2 separate regions of the Homo sapiens genome follow, and region 1 is linked to region 2. Evidence: read pairs that join two places in POLR2A ChIA-PET (ENCODE). Cell type or tissue: GM12878. All regions are shown on one strand. Each heading gives the region's core, and the rest is flanking DNA. Links, peaks and the distances in the headings are about the cores only.

Region 1 (2,905 bases), core at 112-2,611, 64 kb before region 2:
ATATATAATGACAAAAGTATTGGCAAGGAGTGGCAGGTGTATACCATAGATGTTTGGGTAGGAGAAATCCTGACTTGTTGAGAATCATCCTTTTCTACCCTATCCCCATCCCTTGTACTCTTTTCCTTTTTCTCTTCTCCGTTGATGCTTTTGGTAGTGTTTCCATTTCTGTCCAACAGCTTTGTGACTCTTCCCTTAGGCAAGAACCTATAGAGTTCCCTACAGGACTTTTCTACTCGCCGTGTCCACAATGAAAGTCAATATTGCTGCTACCCTCTCCCCAGGTCTGCAGTGCCTTTTGGGTATCCCATCCTGGAAATCAGTTTACCATTCCCACAGTCATCTTCTTATTTTATTTTATTTTTTTGAGATGGAGTCTCTCTCTATTGCAGGCTGGAGTGCAGTGGTGTGATCTCGGCTCACTGCAACCTCTGCCTCCCGGGTTCAAGCGATTCGTCTGCCTCAACCTCCTGAGTAGCTAGGGTTACAGGCACCTGCCACTATGCTTGGCTAATTTTTGTATTTTTAGTAGAGATGGAGTTTAGCCATGTTGGCCAGGCTGTTCTCGAACTCCTGACCTCAGGTGATCCACCCACCTCAGTCTCTCAAAGTGCTGGGATTACAGACGTGAGCCACTATGCCCAGCCAAATCTCCCTCTCTTTTAAAAATTTATCTGGCCAGGCACCATGGCTCACACCTGTAACCCCAGCACTTTGGGAGGCCAAGGCAGGCAGATCACGAGGTCAGGAGATCGAGACCATCCTGGCCAACATGGTGAAACCCCATCTCTACTAAAAATACAAAAATTAGCTGGGCCTTGTGGTGCATGACTGTAATCCCAGCTACTCCAGAAGCTGAGGCAGGAGAATCACTTGAACCCGGGAGGTGGAGGTTGCAGTGAGCCAAGATCACACCATGGCACTCCAGCCTGGGCGACAAAGCGAGACTTCATCTCAGAAAAAAAAACAAAAAACAAAAACAACAACAAAAAACATGATCCACGTTTAATTGCTTTCTTTCCCTGAACACTCCTGGAGGTTTCTCCTATTGCCCCAGTGCGCAGCCCTTCCATGGTCAACAATGAAAATTTTAATTTAACCTATTTGGCTCAACCCCTCACTCCAGCAATTGAGAATAATTCTCCTCCTAAATCTTTCCCCTTGTTTGAGCCTGTAGCTTCTCATAGCTACTGATGCTTCCGAATACACTGCTCTCTCATTTGAGGATGCTCTCTACTCTTTCCTTCCCCTCTTTTCCTCTCTGGATCAATTGTCTATATTTTTGGTACCATCTGAGGGGTTTTCATGGCCAAGGGGCTTTCCTTCACTCCTTAGGAAAAGATAAATTGGTATCTCTTTTGCGTTTCAGCAGCGCCTAAGCTTCTGGTAGCAGAGTCTTATCAGTGCATTGCAGATTTCTCTGTCAGAGTCTGTCAGGGGCAGGAGCTGAGTCTGACTCATTTCCACATCACCTGTTTCCTATACAGGATGTGGCACATCAGAGTCCCGAGTCCCAGGAGATGTTGCTGAGTAAATATTTGAAAAAAACAAATGCCGGCATCCGTCCAGGCTAAGTCTGTAAGCTTGAGATGGGGAGCCCAGAACTTTGGAAAGTAAATCAGGGAATATGTCAGATGTCCAAGGACCTTCAAGAAAATGTTAACAATGATTCATAAAAACAGGTATTATTACTGAGCAAAGTTTATCAGGCTCTGTGTAGCCACAAAACTATGATAATATTATCATCGTTTTTAGAGTAACATTATAGTAGTGATCACAATAGCCCACATTATTGAGTGAGTCTAACAACATGTTCAGAGTTTACTTTGCACGTCACATGCAGTAACTATGTGTTCTCCACCAAAACTCTATATAAGGTAGGTACTGGCATTGCCCTCATTTTATAAATGACAAAATTGAGTCAAGTGGGTAATTTTCCTAAATCTCATAGTTTTCAGAGACAAAGCAATGATCATATCCCAGCCTTCCTGGCTCCGGAGCCTTCCCTCCTAGCTAAACAGAGAGGCAGAATATAATAATCCCCGATCATCCGTCTTCCAAACATGCTTACAAAGCAGACAGCATTATTAGTGCCATTTTATGGAAAAGCAAAGTGAGTCTTAGACAGGTAATGTGACTCTCCCAAGCACATAAAGATAGCAAGGTCAGATTCAGGTTTTGAAAGCAGTTTGGTGTGATTTAAAGCCTGTTGTCGTTTGGCCATTACCCAATAGCTGGTATCTTGAAAGTCCGGGAAGAGATATTCTCAGCTAGATTGGAGAGAACCAACTCTTTCTGACACCCTGGATTATTCTAGTTGTCCTGATGAGTGTGGGAGCCCACATTCTGAGCTTTTTTTTAATGTATATACTTTAAGGTCTAGTGTACATGTGCACAATGTGCAGGTTTGTTACATATGTATACATGTGCCATGTTGGTGTGCTGCACCCATTAACTCGTCATTTACACTAGGTATATCTCCTAATGCTGTCCCTCCCCCTCCCCCACCCCCGACCCCACAACAGGCCATTCTACTTGCTTGCAGAATCCATGGAATGTAAGGGTTATTTTTTTTCCAAAAACATCGCCTTAACAACTGGCATCCTCTTTTTCCAATTTACCCTAATGCCTGAATATTGCCCTGAAAAAAAAGTTACTGATTAGATTTTTCCAGGAAGACTCTATTTCAGAGTCCCAAGATAGGGACTCAGCATATGCAAATGATCAACTAAGAGACGACAATGGAGAAAGCTGTGTGGCTTCCTGGACGCTGGCCATGGTGCTGAAACTACAGACAGGCGCCAGCATCCCAGTCAGTACTGTAAACAGTAACCGCAAGAACCACTCTCCTTGGACTGCATCCAGACAGGGGAAATAGGAATGGTGTCTAGATATAGGGCCAGAT
Region 2 (2,905 bases), core at 200-2,699:
GCCCGTGTGTCGAGCCCTCACACAGTCTCACCTCTTCCCACGCTGCGCCCTGCCTCGGCCCCGATCCATATGGGCCCCTCGACCGCCCCGGCCCTTAGGGGGCGGGTTCCTGCGGCCCACAGGGTGACACTCATTCCCTGAGTAGGAGCTGTCGGAGTCTGAGTGGGAGTCACTGCAGGAAGAAGCAGGAGGGTCAGGCCTGAAACGCCTCCCCCTCCCTCACACACAGCCCCAGCCGGGAGCCTCAGTACCTTCTGCGGAAGTGGCGCGTCGGGGACCTGGAGGAGGAGCGGGAGCGGGAGTCTGTGCTGGAAGAAGAGCTGTTGTCCTTCATGAAGACGTTGCGGTTGCCAAACTTGGTGAAGCTGTTGCCCCGGGCTCGACCGGCACCCCCAGCCCCGGGCGTCCCTCGCTGGGACGGGGCACCCCCGCCCCTTGTCGCCGAGCCTGCCCCTCTAGGAGGGTGAAGGCTGCTAGCGGCCTCCCACCGCTTCTTCTTAGGGCTCTCAGCCACAGGCTCCCGGGTCAGCCTGAGAATACAGCAGGGCAGGGCGTCACCAACCCCGCCAGACACTGGCAGGACAGCCGCCACCACCTCCCTCAAGGTACCGACCCGCCTCCGAAAGGAAAGGCACTTACCCCAGGCGGCTCAGCTACTACAGTGCAGAAATGAGACGCGAACCCAGGTTTTCCGTCTCCAGAGGGTGCGCTTAACCACTGAGCAATGCACGCCTCTCCAGCACCCATGGTCCCCACCCCACCCCACCGGCCTCCCTCCAACCAGGACTTCATCCCCCCAGGATCCAACTTTCCAGTTCATTTCTCTTTGGAGCTCCTGGTACCTGGGACCCGCAACTCTCCTACCTCCATACCCAGCCCATGCCTCTCACAGCACCACCCTCCCACCTATGTCCCCCACCCAGACTAACCCCGGCAAGGGCTCCCGGCTCCAGTCAATGGTATAGGCCGAGCCGTCCTGCAGCCGCGCCTGCAGCACCTCCTTGAGCAGCTTTTCCGTGCGGTCCTTGTCCTCCTCCGACTCACAGGCGGTGAAGCAGCGCTCCACATACTCTTTCATGTCCTGGGGCCAGTCATCCGGCTTCCCAGACAGGTTCCCCCGGGCAGAGGACCCGCTGCGGGAGGACAGATGAGGGGCTCAGCTGGAGACGATCCCAAACTCAAAAGACCATCCCCACCGCCACTCTGAGCTGACACAGCGGGACGCAGTCCCCAAGTTTTCCTTCTGTCTCCTTCAGTGCTCACAGCAACCCCCAAGAGAGGGTCCTTCTGCCCTTTTCAGAGGCGCACACTGAGGCTCAGGGTGGGCAGCTGGCCAGTGGGACTGGACCATAGACGCTGAGTGCAGAGTGTGGGGCTGCGACGGGGCAAGGGGGCAGACGTCACCTGTGGTTCTGAACTTTCTCAGGGTTGGGCTGGGGGCCAAAACCACTGTGCTGGCCCTCTGCGTTGGAGCCAAAGCTCTGGGTGGTAACAGCAAAGGGTCGCTTCTGGATGTTGAACTTGAGACCTCCAGTCCCAGGGGCGGCTGTGAGGGCAGCGAAAGCTATGGTTAGGCCCTTCCCCGGCACATCCAGGGGTCCCCAGGGGACGGGAGGAAGTGGAAATGCAGGGAGGAGCGCTCAGGTTCTAGAGGAGGGCTCCAGCACACATGTGCCTGGTCCAGAGCAGCCCCACCCCCAGCCTGGCGATCACAACACCCAGAAACAAGGAGCAGCACACACCACGGGCCTCACACCCAGGAGCTCTTATGAGGGCCCAACCGCTCGGACCTCCACGTAGCTCTGCCAACTTACGTTTCATGCGGTTCCACAGCTGTTGGCCCTTCTTGGGCTTGGCAGGTTCGGTGTAGGTGTGTGGCCCATAGGCCTGGCCCGTGGCGGGCCCCGCCTGGCTGTGCTGTGTGGCTGGAGCTGTCCCAGGCTGAGGGCCACTGTTCAGCGTGTGAGCCCCATGTGGGGGATTTGAGGGCTGAGGGGGCTGAGCCGACGGCAGCTGCTGAGGGGGAGCCTGGTAGGACATGCTCTCATCCATGCCGGGGACTGGGGGCTGCAGAAGGAAGCAGGCGCTGAGCACGGGAGGCAGATTCTGGGGCTGGCGAGTGGCACTCAGCCCTCGCTGTGAGGACGCAGTGGTCACAGCACTCAGCACTCAACCCTCCCGTGACCTTCCCAAATGTGAGTTCATTCGAGTCCTCAGTAACTCTGTGAGGTTAACATTTGTTAACAGCCCTTTTCACAGCTGACAAGGCTCCAGCTCAGAGACTAAGCGACTTCCCAGGGCCCTAAGCTATGAAGCGGCAGCTGGCAGCGTTTCAATGCTGGAGTAACAGCCACCGACAACACACCCACTCCAGCGCTACCATCTGAGCACAAGACACCCATGAGCACACACACTCATGGAGCCCAAGGATGAGGCTACCATCCTTCCCGCTTTCGAGAGCTGACCGAGATGCGTAATTACACCAGGGGTGGGACAGCTGGGATTCAAACCCAGGTCTACCTGCCTCCTGTGCACTAGCCCGGCCATTCCTCCAAGCTGCACATTCAATGCAAAACCCAGCCGGTGTGTGCACGCCTGTGGGTGACCATGCTAGGGAAAAAGATGAGATGTCTTTCAACATCTCAGCCCTGGCCTTGGCTCAGCCTTAAACCCACCCCAGGTTCAAACACTATGCTCTGTCCTCCTCATTTTCAGATCAGGAGTTGCTTGGAAGGAAAAAAGCAGCTTAAGGAGTACAAGCCATTCCTCATTGACAGCTCATTCAAAAATCTACACTTCCTCTGCTTGAGCAGGGTATGGGAGCTGGGCTAGGATGTTACCTGGTTCAGAGTCCCTTGGTGTTGGGGTGCGGATGGCTGCTGGGGTGTGGCTGAGCCATAGGAGC

What was found. Peaks named below come from ENCODE experiments on the same cell type or tissue, not always from the same donor. Only the 100,000 strongest peaks of a DNase experiment are listed, where the experiment ranks them.
Region 1: POLR2A ChIA-PET joins it to region 2 with 6 read pairs; 2 of 35 experiments call an interaction of 5 or more read pairs at or near these places.

Annotation. Positions count from the first base shown.
Region 1 is chr19:54,517,571-54,520,475 of GRCh38, reverse strand. All of the region lies in intron 2 of LOC105372460 (a long non-coding RNA gene), which reads left to right. Among named protein-coding and RNA genes, the nearest start is that of LAIR2, 16 kb to the right of the region's middle. RefSeq lists a silencer at 2,864-2,905. In GM12878, for the core only: no CTCF peak of the experiment used is centred there; a DNase peak (open chromatin) is centred at 1,471; H3K27ac peaks cover 807 bases.
Region 2 is chr19:54,453,592-54,456,496 of GRCh38, reverse strand. It overlaps LENG8 (leukocyte receptor cluster member 8), which reads right to left. Exons shown (of 16, transcript NM_052925.4): 5 at 2,841-2,905; 6 at 1,815-2,067; 7 at 1,405-1,546; 8 at 930-1,133; 9 at 252-530; 10 at 32-172. Among named protein-coding and RNA genes, the nearest start is that of LENG8, 5.8 kb to the right of the region's middle. In GM12878, for the core only: no CTCF peak of the experiment used is centred there; no DNase peak of the experiment used is centred there.